2 separate regions of the Homo sapiens genome follow, and region 1 is linked to region 2. Evidence: read pairs that join two places in POLR2A ChIA-PET (ENCODE). Cell type or tissue: Panc1. All regions are shown on one strand. Links, peaks and the distances in the headings refer to the core of each region. The heading gives the core; the rest is flanking DNA.

Evidence for each region. Peaks named below come from ENCODE experiments on the same cell type or tissue, not always from the same donor. Only the 100,000 strongest peaks of a DNase experiment are listed, where the experiment ranks them.
Region 1: POLR2A ChIA-PET joins it to region 2 with 7 read pairs; 2 of 35 experiments call an interaction of 5 or more read pairs at or near these places.

The regions. Positions count from the first base shown.
Region 1 is chr2:44,336,992-44,344,909 of GRCh38, forward strand. It overlaps PREPL (prolyl endopeptidase like), which reads right to left. Exons shown (of 14, transcript NM_001171613.2): 3 at 7,529-7,595; 4 at 6,754-6,960; 5 at 5,426-5,561; 6 at 2,156-2,372; 7 at 1,360-1,545. Among named protein-coding and RNA genes, the nearest start is that of PREPL, 21 kb to the right of the region's middle. In Panc1, for the core only: no CTCF peak of the experiment used is centred there; no DNase peak of the experiment used is centred there.
Region 2 is chr2:44,569,097-44,577,014 of GRCh38, forward strand. The region is part of intron 3 of CAMKMT (calmodulin-lysine N-methyltransferase); the gene reads left to right. Among named protein-coding and RNA genes, the nearest start is that of CAMKMT, 210 kb to the left of the region's middle. In Panc1, for the core only: no CTCF peak of the experiment used is centred there; DNase peaks (open chromatin) are centred at 3,462 and 3,665.

The DNA.
Region 1 (7,918 bases), core at 1,821-5,820, 230 kb before region 2:
TGGCTGCCACTCCTCAAACCATTCCCCTGCTCAAAAACTTCAAATGTTACCTTTCATAATTAATAAATTCCTCATATTGACACTCACAAAAAGTCAAATCATGACTTCATCCCCCAGAAATGTATAGCGCTTTAATAAAACAGAATAATTAACAGTTTCCTGAACATTTTCTGAATGTCAGAGCATACAGCTTCATTTGATGGCTTTCTCATCTTGGAATACCATCCCCTCTCCACCTGTCAAAATCCTATCTCTCTTCTCTGGTTTATTTCACATTCAACCAACTTTACCAAAAGCTTTCCTGGGCCTTCTTCTCTAGTTTGAGCCCCACAGCACATTTTATGTTTTTGATACTACTTATTCAAATCCATGATACACTTAACCTTTATGTACTAGTTTAATCTTGTGATTAACTATATCTTCCTTAAGGCTAGGATATTCTGCTTTAACAGCTTTCGATTCTATAATGCCCGATACAGTATTGTGCACATGAAAGTTCAATAAAAAGCCACTGAATTGACTGAAATTGCATTTTTACAGGAGTTTTAAGAATATTGGAGTTAGGGAGGTATAAATGGTCTATGCTGTTTGCTCATCAACTGGCTCAGTAACTCTTTTCATATCAAACAAAATGGAAGCCATCCTCTTCCCTTCAGTGCCTACTACCTCAACTCACATGTTAATGCTGCTTTAAAACTAGGCAATAAGGTTGTCATTCACCAATTTTAGGAAGTTCACTTGTGAAGGCAGGTTATCTTTCCTGGTAGCCACAAGCAGTATCAACTAGTCAGCTTGCCAAGCAGTCTTGCCACTATTAGCCTTCTGTGCTGCTGTGGAGACCACTGCTACTCCTACACTGAAAGAAACCAAAGTTTGTTCCCTGCATCCCCTGCGGATAAGAAAACTGGCAGACAGAAGATGATGCAGACAAAAGCATGTAGTGGCTAAAAACACAGTGGATACCACTACTGTCCCTGTTGGGGATGTGGGATGGGGGAACAGCAGTCAGTGTTTAGGCACTAGCTACCAACTTTGGCCTGAGTTTTTACTATATCTCAAGTTGCAGAGATATGTGAGGTAGAGAGATATACAGAAAGAGAAATATTAGCACTCAACTCTACTTGTGAAGTCCATGCCATAAGACACTATCTTAAGTAAAACTGCATAAAAAGCAAGATCCTCTAAGTAATTCTAAGATAACCCTCCTAAACCCAAGAGTGACTTTGCTAAATTCCATTTAAGTTACATTCCTTTCAAGAAAAAGAACACTGCTGCCACTATTCAAAATGTGATGTTCTGTTAAGCTAAACTGCATAAATATTTTGATTAACAGTATTAACTTCTGAAAATTAAACATACCTTTAGAGACCGAACTGAATCATCAGCCAGACCAATCACATTAACATAAAGGAGATTGCTGTGCTTCAGAAATAGAACACAGTGATCCTTAAACATGTCCAAGTCTATCACTTTTGTATTTCTCTTCATTGTAAAAAATAAATCCCAATTCATAATTGCAGGGGTATCAGCCGCTGTTCTCATTAGCTACGTGGAACAAAGTTAGAAGACATATAGGTAAGAAAACACGAAGGCTGCAGCATCCAGAGATGCAATCACTGAGAACTAGACCATACTAGTCCTCACTGTTTTATGAAGAGCTGAAGGAACTAACGCTGCATCAGGGATAAAGTGTGACCATCAACCATATGAATGAGTCCTGACTAGCCTGCTGGGTGGTGAGACAGTATATCCAGTGCTTAGCCAACCACTGGACATTTGAGTGAGGGCACTGACAGCTAGCTGACTACAGATACATCAGTGAGCTTAGCTGATATCAGCAGAAGAACTGCCTAGCTGAGATCAATCCAAATTGCCAACTCATAAAATCACGAGTTTGTAAGTTTGCTCTTTTAAGCTACTAAGTTTGATTTTGTTAACATAAACTCAGGACAGAATATGTTTTATTTACTAACTTTTTAGGCACAATTAAAATATGTAGAGGCATTAGCTCTAAGGGAAAAGAAATGGGATTGGTTATACATAGGAAGGTGGCATCAATTTATAAAACAATGAGCTCTTGGAGCAAGAAATGTTGTTGATCGAAGTGTGACACTTCTTAACAGCCCAAATAGGAACAACGAGCATCCAGGATTACCTTAAATTCTGTAGGTTCTCCAACATTAGTGAGAATGTATAATTCATCATCTCTGTGTTCAACATAGTAAAGGACCCCATGTATTCGCTTCTGGATAAGTACTGGTGGGTCCCAAGGGCTCAGGCCATCTATCAACCACACTTCAGAAGTAGTCTTGTTCATAATATTTATGGTGAGGAAACGACTGTCTTTTGTAAGATAAAGGAAAACAAAGTAGCTAGAGAGAGAGAGAGAGACATGAGATCACAGTTTATTTCAGATGCATGCTACCTTGTTAAGGACAGTATCTCAGAGGTGGTCAGTATACATGTTGATTTATAATGCAGATAGGAAATTAAAATAATTCCTTAGTGAATATCACTTGTAACTTTAACAATTAGCTATTATTTTTCTCATTTTCTCCTAAAGGGCATTCAAAATAATTTACTTCTAACATTTTATCATAAATGTTTTTCAAAAATACAGAAAAGTTGAAAAAACCATCTTGATTCCATCATTGCTAACATTTTGCTACATTTACTTTATTACATATCTATGCACCTATTAATCCATCTTTATTTGGATGCATTTCAAGGTAAACTACAAACGTCATTTCTCAATCACATGAGTAGATAACATAGCTTTTTGCTGAGAAGAGGAAATAAACTTTCTATAGGAGACACAAATAGGGAATAAAAGGGACACGGAGTTATTTTTATTTTCTTCTTTCTCTGCATGCATTTTGGATTTTTTTTTCCTTTCTCCCAGTTTTTACAACAAAATAGAATAGGAAGAAAACCCCTCACAATCTTACTAACGTAACACATTTAAAACATTAACATAGCTATTTTACTTTTTAAATTTTTCCTTCTAAGTTATATTTATATTTCATGTGTGTCTTTAAATAGATGTAATTATAGATACAATTTTTGATTCTGTATTTCTTACTTCATATATCAATTTTCTCCCTACATGAGTTGAAAGTCTTTGTGATTATTATTTTTAAAGGCTACCTAATATTATAACAGGTTTAATGGCTACCTAATATATCATAATTCTTAAAAATTTAGATTTTAATGTTTCATTATAATAAACAATATAACAAGAAACATATTCATGAAGATATTTTCCCCTTCCATGATCTTCACAATTATTTTCCCAAGACAAATTTTTAGAAATGGAAATACTAATTTAATAAGTGTATTTTTATGACTTGATGAATATAATCAAATAATATCCTAGAAGCACTATACTAACATAATGAGTGGCTTTAAATGTTATATTTATATTTTTCCTTATTATAAAAGTAATTTATACTGAAACTACTGAAAAACGTAAAGAATCCCAATGCCCCCAAATAACAACTGCTTATAGTTTGGTAAAATTTCTTCTGTATTGGATCACATTACCATGTTTATTTGTCAATCGTTATTTCTTTTGTGAAATGTGTGTCTATTTTAAACTTTGAATGTAGCTTAAATTATTAGTATGTAAATAGCTCTTTAAAAATTAAGAATATTGGCTGGGCACAGTGGCTCACAACTGTAATCCCAGCACTCTGGGAGGCCAAAGCTGGCAGATCACCTGAGATCAGGAGTTCAAGACCACCCTGGCCAACATGGTGAAACCCCGTCTCCACAAAAAATACAAAAATTAGCCAGGCATGGTGGCAGGTGCCTGTAATCCCAGCTACTTGGGAGGCTGAGGTAGAAGAATCACTTGAACCTGGGACGCAGAGGTTGCAGTGAGCTGAGATTGCGCCACTGCACTCCAGTCTGGGTGACAGAGTGAGACTCTGTTTCAAAAAAAAAAAAAAAAAATTAAGAACATTAACTTGTCTTTTTGTTGAAAACACTTTCCTCCATTTTGTTACCTAGATTTTAACTATTTACAATAGTTTTTGTGGTTTTTGACTTGAGTTTAATATTTTACGTAATCGAGACTGCTACTACCCTTTGTAATTTCTTATATTGATTTTATGTTTCAAAAATATTCCAACCAAGCTGACTAAAAAGCTTATATTTTCATCTTATTAAAAAATTATTTTTCTCAATGGGTTCTTTAAATCTCTTAGGAATGTATGCTGACATATACAATGATGAAAATTATTTTTTCCCAAATAGTATTTCCCATTGCATTATAAAATAACACCGATTCATTTTTCATTAGTTTGTGATGCCTTTTATCATATAAATTTTCACATAGACTAGGATCTATGTTTTAGAGTTATTCTAAGCTCTATTATTTGTCTATCAATTTGTATTATTTTTACTGTTATTGCTTTATATGCTTTAATATATAATTGTAGGGCAAGTCCCCTACCCTACTTTGCTCTTTATTTTCAACACTTTCTTCGCTGTTTTTATATATTTTTGTTTGCTTAGTTTGGTGATGACAAATTAAAAATAAACTACTTGACCAAATAGTTGTTAGATATGTGGTTACAGGAAGTGAGAACACAAGTGGCTCTAGGGTAAAATGTGTCTAAGAGAATATACGAAATATAAAGAACTAGACATTAATCTTTTTTTCCAATTATTTCTATCGACAATTATTTTTAAATTTAAAATGTATTATAAAAATAATAATGCTTATTACAAAAAGAAAAAAAGAAAAGTAAAAAAAAAACCATTGTTAGTACTTTGGGTGTATTTCCTTTCAATCTTTTAAAAATGCATCTTTTTTCCTTGATACCCAATTGAAACCATAGCATATATTTAATTTTTTCACCTAGCACAATAATACATTTTTGAGTTAGTTTTAATTTATAATTTAGTAGCAACACATACTTTAAATTCTTCTATATATTACTAAGAATTTAATGGTTAAAAGGTACTCAACAATCATCAGGAACAAGGGGTTTTAGTTTGAAAGAGAGATACCTATCTAAGTATATACCATTTATTTAAGCAATAGATACTGACTAAATAGCACTATACAAACCTGGCACCCTGCTTATCAATTAAGATGCAAAGGTGAAACAGACTCAGTCTGTTCACAATCTAGCAGTTCTAGGTCATCTTTATGAATTTACATGAATGAACTATGTTGTAATTCACAAAATCAATTTCAGTTTTTAATAAAATATTAGTGATATATCTGTATTTACTCTGATTTTGAATATTACCAGACTCCAATTTTGAATACAAACAACTAATAAAAGAATGATCGTTTTAGCCTTATTATTCCTGGTTCCAACCAAAATAAACGTTTTAAGTCAACCAAAGTCAGTACTTTAAATAACTGGAGGAAGGTTCTGGAGAGAAAGATTTAATTATATTATTCTAGTACCTTGGGTCTTTTTCTGTGTAAAAGCGTTCATTACGTTTGTTATCACCAAAAGTGGCTCGATATACGTCATGACAGCGAAGGTTCCTCTGGAAGGTGTAGAATAAAACATCTTCATCTTCCTCGTCCTTTACCCATTCTGAAAGAAAATAATGAGATAATTATACATAATCACCTACACTCCATTAAAAAAAAAAAAAAAGCACAGCACATTCTAATTTTGAATGCCAGTGAGAACATGTGCAAGTTTATCCCTGGAAATCTAAATATTTGACTGTATCTAATCTGTGCTGTATATAAGCCAGAGAGCTTTCCTGAGAATAAACCACTACTACACCATTCCAAGGTTTCAAGTAGTTATCAGTCTCAGGGTACTCAGGTTTCTAAATAAGAGCTAAATGCTCAATATTTAGGAAAGACATTGGTAAAGTCACATTTGCTTTTAGGAGGTGAATTCCGTCTCAATCTACAACTTGAAACTGTAAGTCTGAAGGAATATTGCATCTTTCTCTCATGTGTAAACCTTCTCTGTCTGCTTTCAAGCCACAGGATATCTCCAACTACCAAACACAATTTAATGCTGATTCTTGATCCCACCAGAAGCTGTCAACAGAAGTTTGCACACAATTACACCATGACTGCCACCTGGCTGACAGTGATTGTAAGTCATCATTGTATAATATGCACCATGATTTTAAAGGTTATAAAATGTACAAAATATATGTCTTAGAATTCAATAGTTAGGGTATAATTTCAATTCACTGCAACAACATTTAGTTAAACAATGGAGAAAATGATGGCTGAAAATGAAAAGGGAGGACAAAATGTAACATATGTACCACTCAATGATAAATTTAAAGTTAGTTCTATTACTAAAAATGTCACAGCTTCCATTGATAAACAGGTTAGTTCAACACATACCAAGTTCTTTGGTAGTGACTTTATGCTGTAACAGCTCTATAAGATAACATGAAATTAAAAAAATACATTCAAGCTTAAAGTTGAATAAAATATTAAGATGCAACTTACGTGTAAAAATTTATTCTAGATAATAATTTGGCAAATAATTCTGATAAATCAAAACATATTGTATGACATGGACTCTAATTATAACACTTTTAAAAACATGAGTATTTTAAAATTACCCATCTAGATATATAATTAAATAAGGGAAGGTCTCCTGAATAAGAGGTACATAGGAAGATGTATAGTCCATAGGGATACATGAATCAGGCATTCACCTTCTCCCTCCCTCACATGCGACAAAAAAATGTTTCAAAAGTGTTACCGTTGCCTTTCAACACAGAGGACTATTTTGGTTGGTGGCTTACCAAAACTGGACACATTCGGGAAAGAAGCTTCCATTACGGGCTGATCGCTGAGCTTTATAATTACACAGGTAGATGCTTCAGAATCTTCAGTTCTTATCTTGGCAGCCACATATTTTTCATCTGGAGCAACTCTGATACAATCAATGAAGGGCTGGTCTAACTTAAGTTCCTCCAAATTGAATAAAACTTCATAATTATCATTGTCTGCTGTATAAAGAAAAATACGAAAGTGATAACTTCAAAGGATGTACTTTAAAAAATTAAAACTGTATTTTAATGTTTTAAATTAGAATTCCCATTCTGTAAGAGGCCATATCCTAGCTTCTTTCAACAATGATGGCAGCTTAACTTGCACATCAACTGACAATAAGTTATTTAATATTACCTTATACTATTCAATACTATTCTGTGCATCAACCTATGAGACATTATTTGATATTGTTATAGTCTAGTTTAGTATTTACAGACCATACAGAACCTAGAAAGTAAGTGAATATAAATGACAATCAACAATATATGCCAAGTGCCTAGCATAGTACCCAAGACACAGCAGATGCTCAAAAAATGCTGGATGCCGTCTCCATTCTCCCTGCCAAAGCTTCTGAGTCTAACTATATCTTACACAAACCCAGATATTAAAAACTAGTCATTAAAAAAAAATTCAGAAATAATCTTTAAAAAAATCTTTTCTCTATCTTTGAGAAATTAATAAATTTCCTATAAAAAATATGAAATCTGAAAATTAGAGCACGTAAAAAGAAAAATTGTGGTGTACCTTCTTCATCTTTGGAACGAACCAAGCAACAACCTTCTTGGTAATAAACAAAACCACCATGTTTAACCTGACAAAAGAAACATGCAGTTTACTTAATAATAATTTAATTAACCTTTTCATAGTCTGACTATTCAAGATGAAGATGAAATGAAGACTCTTATAAAAAACAGACCTGTTGAAGTATATGAATGAACACATATGAAATATAAAATTGACCATTTTTACAATGTAGTTGATAAGATATGGTTTTCGTATGTTCATAACCACTAGAGGGGTTTTTAATACATAAATACAAGAGGCAATAAAGAAAAGGTATAACAAAATCTGTCAGTTCTCACAACTGTACAAACCACTTCTGCTACATTTTAGAAACATCTGATACCTGTACAG
Region 2 (7,918 bases), core at 1,404-5,403:
ACTCTGCCTCATGAATAAAAATCATGCTGTCCTGTGATTTTTATTCATGGAACAATTGTACCTAGAGACAACTCAATAGGAAAACTATTAATAACTGGTGATAATATCATCTCACTTCTTCAAAATAAATGTTTTTCATTTTCAAAAGTTCTAAGTTCAGTTACTTGCAATATTTCTGCTTACATGGTAAAGGTCTATAAATCAAGATGCAAATATCATCGGCTTCTTACAGGGTATTATACGAATGGCGATTTTCTAGGAGTTATTTCACTAAATTTGCATATGTAATCCAATGGAATATATTCATTGCAAATGATTCTGAAAATCATTTTCTTTTTTTATTTTAAAAATGAGTTTTTGTTTAATAACCTTACATTCCCAATCTGTGTACTGTTACTATTGTCATTCTCCTTCAGTAGTGCTGTGAAATCTCTTCCAACTCTCAGATTCCATGATTTTCCTTTGTCCCTGCCTCTCTTATTATCTTTCATTGCATCTCTTCTCTCAGTGTCCTGTCTTTCTCTCTTTGTGGAGGTAGTAGCTGGCATGATAGATGGAAGTTAGAATGCTGAGGAAGGGTAGTTATCAAGGGAAGCTTGGGCCCTAGTCATCGCCAATCCTCTTTCCTCTATTTCCTCTGTGCATTAGCTTCAAGTGCAGTCATTACTCATTTAGTCCTCAAATAAAATGCTCTTTGTTGCAATGACAATTTTTTTCTAGTATAAGGCAAAATGGCATATCAGTCTGATGATGTGGATTTTATAGCAACCGGCAGATTTTATTTGTGTAAGGAGTTTTTATAGTTGTTGGTTACCTTTTTTTTAAGTTGCCATTTGGATCAAGGAGGATTTTATTTCTTAACTAGGATTATTCCTTTATCGGATATTAACTTAGCCTTTTTTCTCTAAATACCAAATTCATAGAGATGCTACATAGTTAATTTTTTTCTTTGTAACTAGATTATCCCCATATCAGGTATTTCATAAAGCCAGGATAAATGTATTTAACAGAAAATATCCATCTTATAAGTAATGTTTCCCCCAAATACAATGAGGTCCATTTAAATGAATGTCTGAAATAAAAATAATCCTAATGATAGATCTAATGCACTTTGTATCAGACCCATTGAGTTTCTTTAAACTCTATTCAATAAATGCCTGATTAATAAATAATCCTGTTAAATGAATAAAACCCCAGTGTGCCAAACGGAGACATACAAAGCAATCATGATCAGACTTGTTATGGGAGAATGATAGATGAATAAATCTACTGTGCAATTAATTTATGACTGAACTATGATGAAATCCCAGTGGCAATACTAAATCTGTTAGAGGAATAGATTTATCATCTTCTTTCAAACAATTACATTCCAGGAACTTTACAAAAATACTATTATCTGAATCTTATCATAATAGAGATATCTGTTCATTTACATGGGGAAGAATTCCTTCTGTGCCGTCAGAGCTAAATTAGTGTTTATTATTTTTGATGCTAACCAAAACAGAAACAATATAGGACAGAAACTACTAATGTGGTTAGCTATTCTTATCTGCTTCTGTTTCTTCAAACTTGATTAAAATTGCCTAATTTTTAGACAGTTTTTTTGTTTGAATAATTTTACTTTTTAAAAGATGAAAAGCAAACGAATAAAAAACAGGTTATAGGCTATTTTGAAAGCAATCTGTGTTACTTCATAATGTGGTTACATGTAGGTTATGAAGGCACAAATTTGGGGACCATGTTTTAAGAAGATCATTGGGGATTGGTAGTATTTCAGGTTATTGTTACATATTTTAGCTTCAAAAGACAGTCGACTGTATTTTAGTGCTGTCGTTCTTTTAGACAGGCACTTATTGATACCAAAAAACACCACGAAAAGTAAAAAGGAAAACCCAAACCACAAGAAACATTTTGATTTAAAGGTTAGATAGTCTGAATTCATGAGAACTTAGATTCAGAGCATGGCAAGGTTAAAAGAAATTTTATTAGGATCAAGACACAAACCATGTTTAATGCAGTCTTTTTGTTTTGGGGGAACTAGAGCTGATATTTTAAATCTAGTCGTTTTTACCAATGTAAGGGAATTTAAGAGATAAAATTTGAATAGAAAGGTAAGATTTGTATAGTGATTACAAAGATGTGACCTTTAACAGAGGGTTTTGTTGTGTTTGTTTTCCACATAAAAGAATGAAGAATTTGTGAGGGTGAGGTAAAAGAGAAGGGGTCTCCTTAAAACTTGAGAGAAGGAAAGAATTTGTCCCATTGTAGCAATATTTGAAAACAGGTTTTATTAAGGTTTTAATATGTGTTGAAGTAAATAATTATGCAAATTGAACTAGAAACTTCTTAGTTTAAATCTAGTCTGCTATTTACAGTGTTAGTAGCTGGACATCATACTTTTTTAAATTAATGTAATATTGATAAATAGCAATCCTGTGTATTCTCTTATTTCTCAGACTTAATAACAAAGACTTTATAAATCCACATATGTAGTGGGTTTCAGTTGTTTGCACGTTATTCATGACCAATATTATGTACATAGCATTGTTCTAAGGCCTTCTTTGATCTGATCTTGGGTATAAAGAAACAAAAACAAGCCGGGTGAGGTGGCCTATGTTTGTAGTCCCGGGTGCCCTGGAGACTGAGGCAGGAGGATTGCATGAACTAGGGAGTTCGAGACCAGCCTGGTGGCAACACAGTGAGACCCTGTCTCTAAAAAATAAAAATTAAAAACTAAAAAAGAGACAAAACAAATAACAGTTATTACTTGCAGAGCTTATACTTGAGATGATATTAACATATGAAATAACAAATTCGAACACTGACACATCACTCATTTGTGAACTACCTTCATGAATTATTACCAAAAATCCTATTTTAAAATATTTTTTATCATGGTAAAACATATATAATCTTTTACGTATCTTAAGTATACAATTCAGTGGCACTAAGTATATTTATGTTGTTGTGCAACCATCACCACCATCCATCTCTAGAACTTTTTCATCTCCCCAGACTGAGACTGTACCCATTAAGCAGTAATTCTACAATCTCCCCTTCTCCCAGTCCCTGGCAGCCACCATTCTACTTTTGTCTCTGTGAATTTCTTTTTTAAAAAATTTAATTCTTTTGTAGAGACAGGTTCTCCCTGTGTTGCCCAGGCTGGTCTTAAACTCCTGGGCTCAAGCAATCTTCCCATCATGGCCTCCCAAAGTGCTGGGATTACAGGCGTGAGCTGCCATGCCTAGGCTCTATGAATTTCATATAAGACGAATCATACAGGGTTTGTCCTTTAGTGAATGACTTAATTCACTTGAGATAATGGCATCAAGATTCATCTGTGTTGTAACGTGTCAGAATTTCATTCCTTTTTGAGGCTGAATATTATTCTATTGCATGTATATATTAATACTATATTTTGTCAGTCCATTTATTCATTGATGGACATTTAGGTTATTTCCGTCTGTTGGCTGTTACGAGTAATGCTGCTGTGGACACAGGTGTACACATGTCTGTTGGAGTCCCTGCTTTAATTTTTTGGGGTCTATCTCTGGAAGTGGAATTGGCTGTTATGAGTAATGCTGCTATGTTGGCTCTTATGAGTAATGCTGCTGTGTTGGCTGTTATGAGTAACGCTGCTATGGACACAGGTGTACACATGTCTACTGGAGTCCCTGCTTTAATTTTTTGGGGTCTATCTCTGGAAGTGGAATTGCTGGATCATATGGTAATTTTATGTTTCATTATTTTTAGGAACCACCATAGTGTTTTCCACGGTGGCTACATCGTTTTACATTCCCACCAGCAGAGCACAAGGGTTCCAATTGTATCTCTTGTGGTTTTTGATTTGCATTTCCCTAATGATTAGGAATGTTAATCTTTTCATGTGCTGTTTGGCCGTCTATATCTTAGTAATAGTAATCTTTTCGTGTGCTGCTATTACTGTTAGTAATAGTAATCTTTTCATGTGCTGCTATTAGTAAAAGTAATCTTTTCATGTGCTGTTTGGCCGTCTATATCTTAGTAATAGTAATCTTTTCATGTGCTGCTATTACTGTTAGTAATAGTAATCTTTTCATATGCTGCTATTAGTAATAGTAATCTTTTCATGTGCTGTTTGGCCATCTGTATATTTTCTTTGGAGATATGTCTATCCAAGTTCTTTGTCCAGTTTTCAATCAGGTTTTTTGTTGTTGAGTTGTAGGAGTTCTTTATAATATTATGAGTAGTAATGTCTTGTTAGATATATGATTTGCAAATATTTTCTCCCTTCCTATAGGTTGCTTTTTCACTCTGTTTTTTTTTAGTGTATATTATCTTTTATTTACCTATGTAGTGACTTTAATCAGTGCTCATTATTTCTTTGTGTGGATTCCATTCATTCTGTTGATAATGTCTTCTGATGGACAAAAGTTTTTAATTTTGATGAAGTTTGATTTTTTAATTTTCTTACTGCCTGTGCTTTTGGTGTCATATATAGTTTTCATTTTGTAGTTTCCTTTAAGTCTTCTGGCTTTTGTGTTTTGTTAGGGAGGCCATCTACATCATAAGATTATAAAAATATTCTCTGAAATTTTCTTCAAATACTATTGTAATTTTTTTAAACATTTGGTTCTATAATCTCATCTGGAATTTAGTTTTGTGTATGATGTGAGGTAAAATTCCAAATTTATTTTTTCTATGTGGATATTCATTTGTTCAAACCAAATGTATTAGTTTATTTTTTCTTCACTGTTCTGAAATACAACCTCTACCATATACTGTATCCACATATGTAAGTATGTCTATTTCTGAATACTCTATTATGTCTCACTGATTTGTGAGTTTCTGCTTTAATTATTTTATAGTTATGTTTTGATTTCTGATAGGGCAGGTCCCTTCTGATTATTCTCTGTAAATTTTTTCTTGAGTGTTTTTATTTATTCTTCCAGATGAACGTTTGAATCTACATATTGGATTTTTAGAAATACAGTAGTATATTACAGTTTACCCAGGATTTGTTTTAATCAGGTTTGGTAAGACATGCAGACGTGGACATAATTATCATGAAGGAAATGTTTAGACTTATATATCCCTAGAAACGGCTATTATACAATGCCACTCAGAGCCACATGGGGAAGACCAAGATTGGGCAAGAGGCAGAACCAGGGAGCATGGCCCAGTGCCTTTATTGGGGTTTTCACAGGATCGAATGGGTGAGGTAGGGTAGGTATGTTGAATAAGTTTAGGATTGGAGAGTTTGAGTAATTTTGGTGGGCTCTGGGTTATAGCTGCGGCCCCTAATTATCTGATATCTAGCCCTAGGCAGATTTAGGCTGGCAGGAATATTGGCTTGGTGTGTGAGAGTTAGTTACAGGAGATGGTTGGGGATGTGTGGTCTGGATTGGTTGACTTAAATATCAAAGGTGCACTTGCAAAGAAATCCTTTGTCTTCTCTAGGAATTAGCTAGCCCTGAGAGGGGCAATCTAAGATGAAGACTCCAAAATGCCAGAGTATCAAGAATACAGGGGGAAAAAAAAGTCAAAACAAGCTATGATTTTTTTTTTTTGACTGAGGTTGCGTTGACTTATAGAGTAATTTGATAATGAAATGACATCATTACTACAGAGTGCTCCCATCTAGGAAAATGATATGTCTTATTAATTAATTAATTAATTAATTGAGATGGAGTCTAGCTCTGTCTGCCAGGCTAGAGTGCAGTGGCGCGGTCTCGGCTCACAGCAACCTCCATCTCCCAGGTTCAAGCAATTCTCCTGCCTCAGCCTTCCAAGTAGCTGGGACTACAGGCATGAGCCACCACGCCCAGCTAACTGGCTATTTTTTCGTTTTTGTATTTTTAGTAGAGACCAGGTTTTACCCTGTTGGCCACACTGGTCTCGAACTCCTGACCTCAAATGATCCACCCACCTTAGCCTCCCAAAGTGCTGGGATTACATTGTGAGCCACCATGCCTGGCCATGTTTCTCCTTTTATTTATTTTTTATTTTATTTTATTTTTTGAGACAGAGTCTCACTCTGTCACCCAGGCTGGGGTGCAGTGGCGCAATCTCGGCTCACTGCAACCTCCGTCTCCCGGTTTCAAGTGATTCTCCTGCCTCGGTCTCCTGAGTAGCTGGAATTACAGGCACATACCACCACTCTCGGCTAATTTTTGTATTTTTAGTAGAGATGGGGTTTTGTCATGTTGGCCAGGCTGATCTTGAACTCCCGACCTCAAGTCATCCTCCCACCTCGGTATCCCAAAATGCTGAGATTACAGGCATGAGCCACCACGCCCAGCCCTTCTCCATTTATTTAGATATTCTTTTATATTTTCAGTAACATTGCATATTTTTCTTCACATAGGTCTTGCCCATTGTTGTTATTCTTATAAATATTCCTAAGATTTTTATCGCTATTCTTTTTTTCTGTATGGCTTTACCAAACATGACACCCTTACAGATCTTGTTCAATATTCAATCATTCATTTATTTTCCCAGAAAATATTTGTTGCCAGGTGCATTGGCTCACGCCTGTAATCTCAGCACTATGGGAGACTGAGGTAGGTGGATCTCTTGAGCTCAGGAGTTTGATACCAGCCTTGGCAACATGGCGAAACCCCATCTCTCTACTAATAATGCAAAAATTAGCTTGGCATTAGTACCAGCTATTCAGGAGGCTGAGGTGGGAGGATTGCTTGAGCTTCGGAGGTCAAGACTGCAGTCAGCCATGTAACTGCACCACTACACTCCAGTCTCGGTGACGGTGAGACCCTGTCTCAAAAAAATTTAAAAAATTGTTAAGTGCTTGTAAAGTATGAGTGAGACTCTAAGGTAGCCACTAGGCAGTCCCCTTCCTAGTGACTTATTATATCCTGATCTGGGAAATGTTGAACATAGAGAGGGCACAGGTGGTGAAACTGGTCTCAGAGAAGTTGAGAAAACATGGGTTCAAGAACGCAGGTGGGAGGCTGGGTGCAGTGGCTCACGCCTGCAATCCCAGCACTTTGGGAGGCCGAGGTGGGCAGATCACCTGAGGTCAGGAGTTCGAGACCAGCCTGGCTAACATGGTGAAACCCCATTTCTATTAAAAATACAATAAATTAGCCAGGCGTGGTGGCACATGCCTGTAATCCCAGCTACTCAGGAGGCTGAGGCAGGAGAATTGCTTGAACCCAGGAAGCAGAGGTTGCAGTGAGCCGAGATTGCGTCATTGCACTCCAGCTTGGGCAACAAGAGTGAAACTCTGTCTAAAAAAAAAAAAAAAAAAAGAAAAGAAAAAGAAAGAACACAGGTGGGAGAAAGGAGAAACAGAAGCAAAGGAAGACACAGGGAATCTGAAGTAGAGTATAGAAGTTGTGAGACATAGTGTTCAGTAGCCTCAATATATTTCAATAACTTGGGAAGCAGTCATCTGCTAAAAATGAGAGGGCAGGGACAAGTCTTCCTGGTGGAGAATAATTTGTTGTAATAAAAGCAGCTTGTTAGATTACATGAGGGTCCAGCGTGAATGTGATCAGTGGTCAAAGTCAATGTGATTTTGTGACTTACACTGATAGCATTCAGCAACCACAGGAGTAGGTGAGGACAGTGTGGTTGGTGAGATTATTCAGGTCTGAGGAGTGGCATGTTAGGATTAGTGAGAGAAAGGTCAAAAATAAAAGTAAGTGTGCTGTGGAGGCTAGAGTGCTACCATTTGCTCAGAAATAGCCTCACTTGCACAGTTTTAAAAATGCAACTCAAAAGATAATTATTGACAATTAAATAGCCCCATGGCTTCAACACTAATCATAACAAAACAAAAATACTGCAAGGAATGTTCATTCATTCCATTTTTGTGGAAAGAATACCTGTGTTAGATGCTGGAACTGTTTTCAAGGAGCTCATTTCTAAAAAATTTACTTTCTTGGACCATTTATCCAAAGAAGAAATGCCGTTT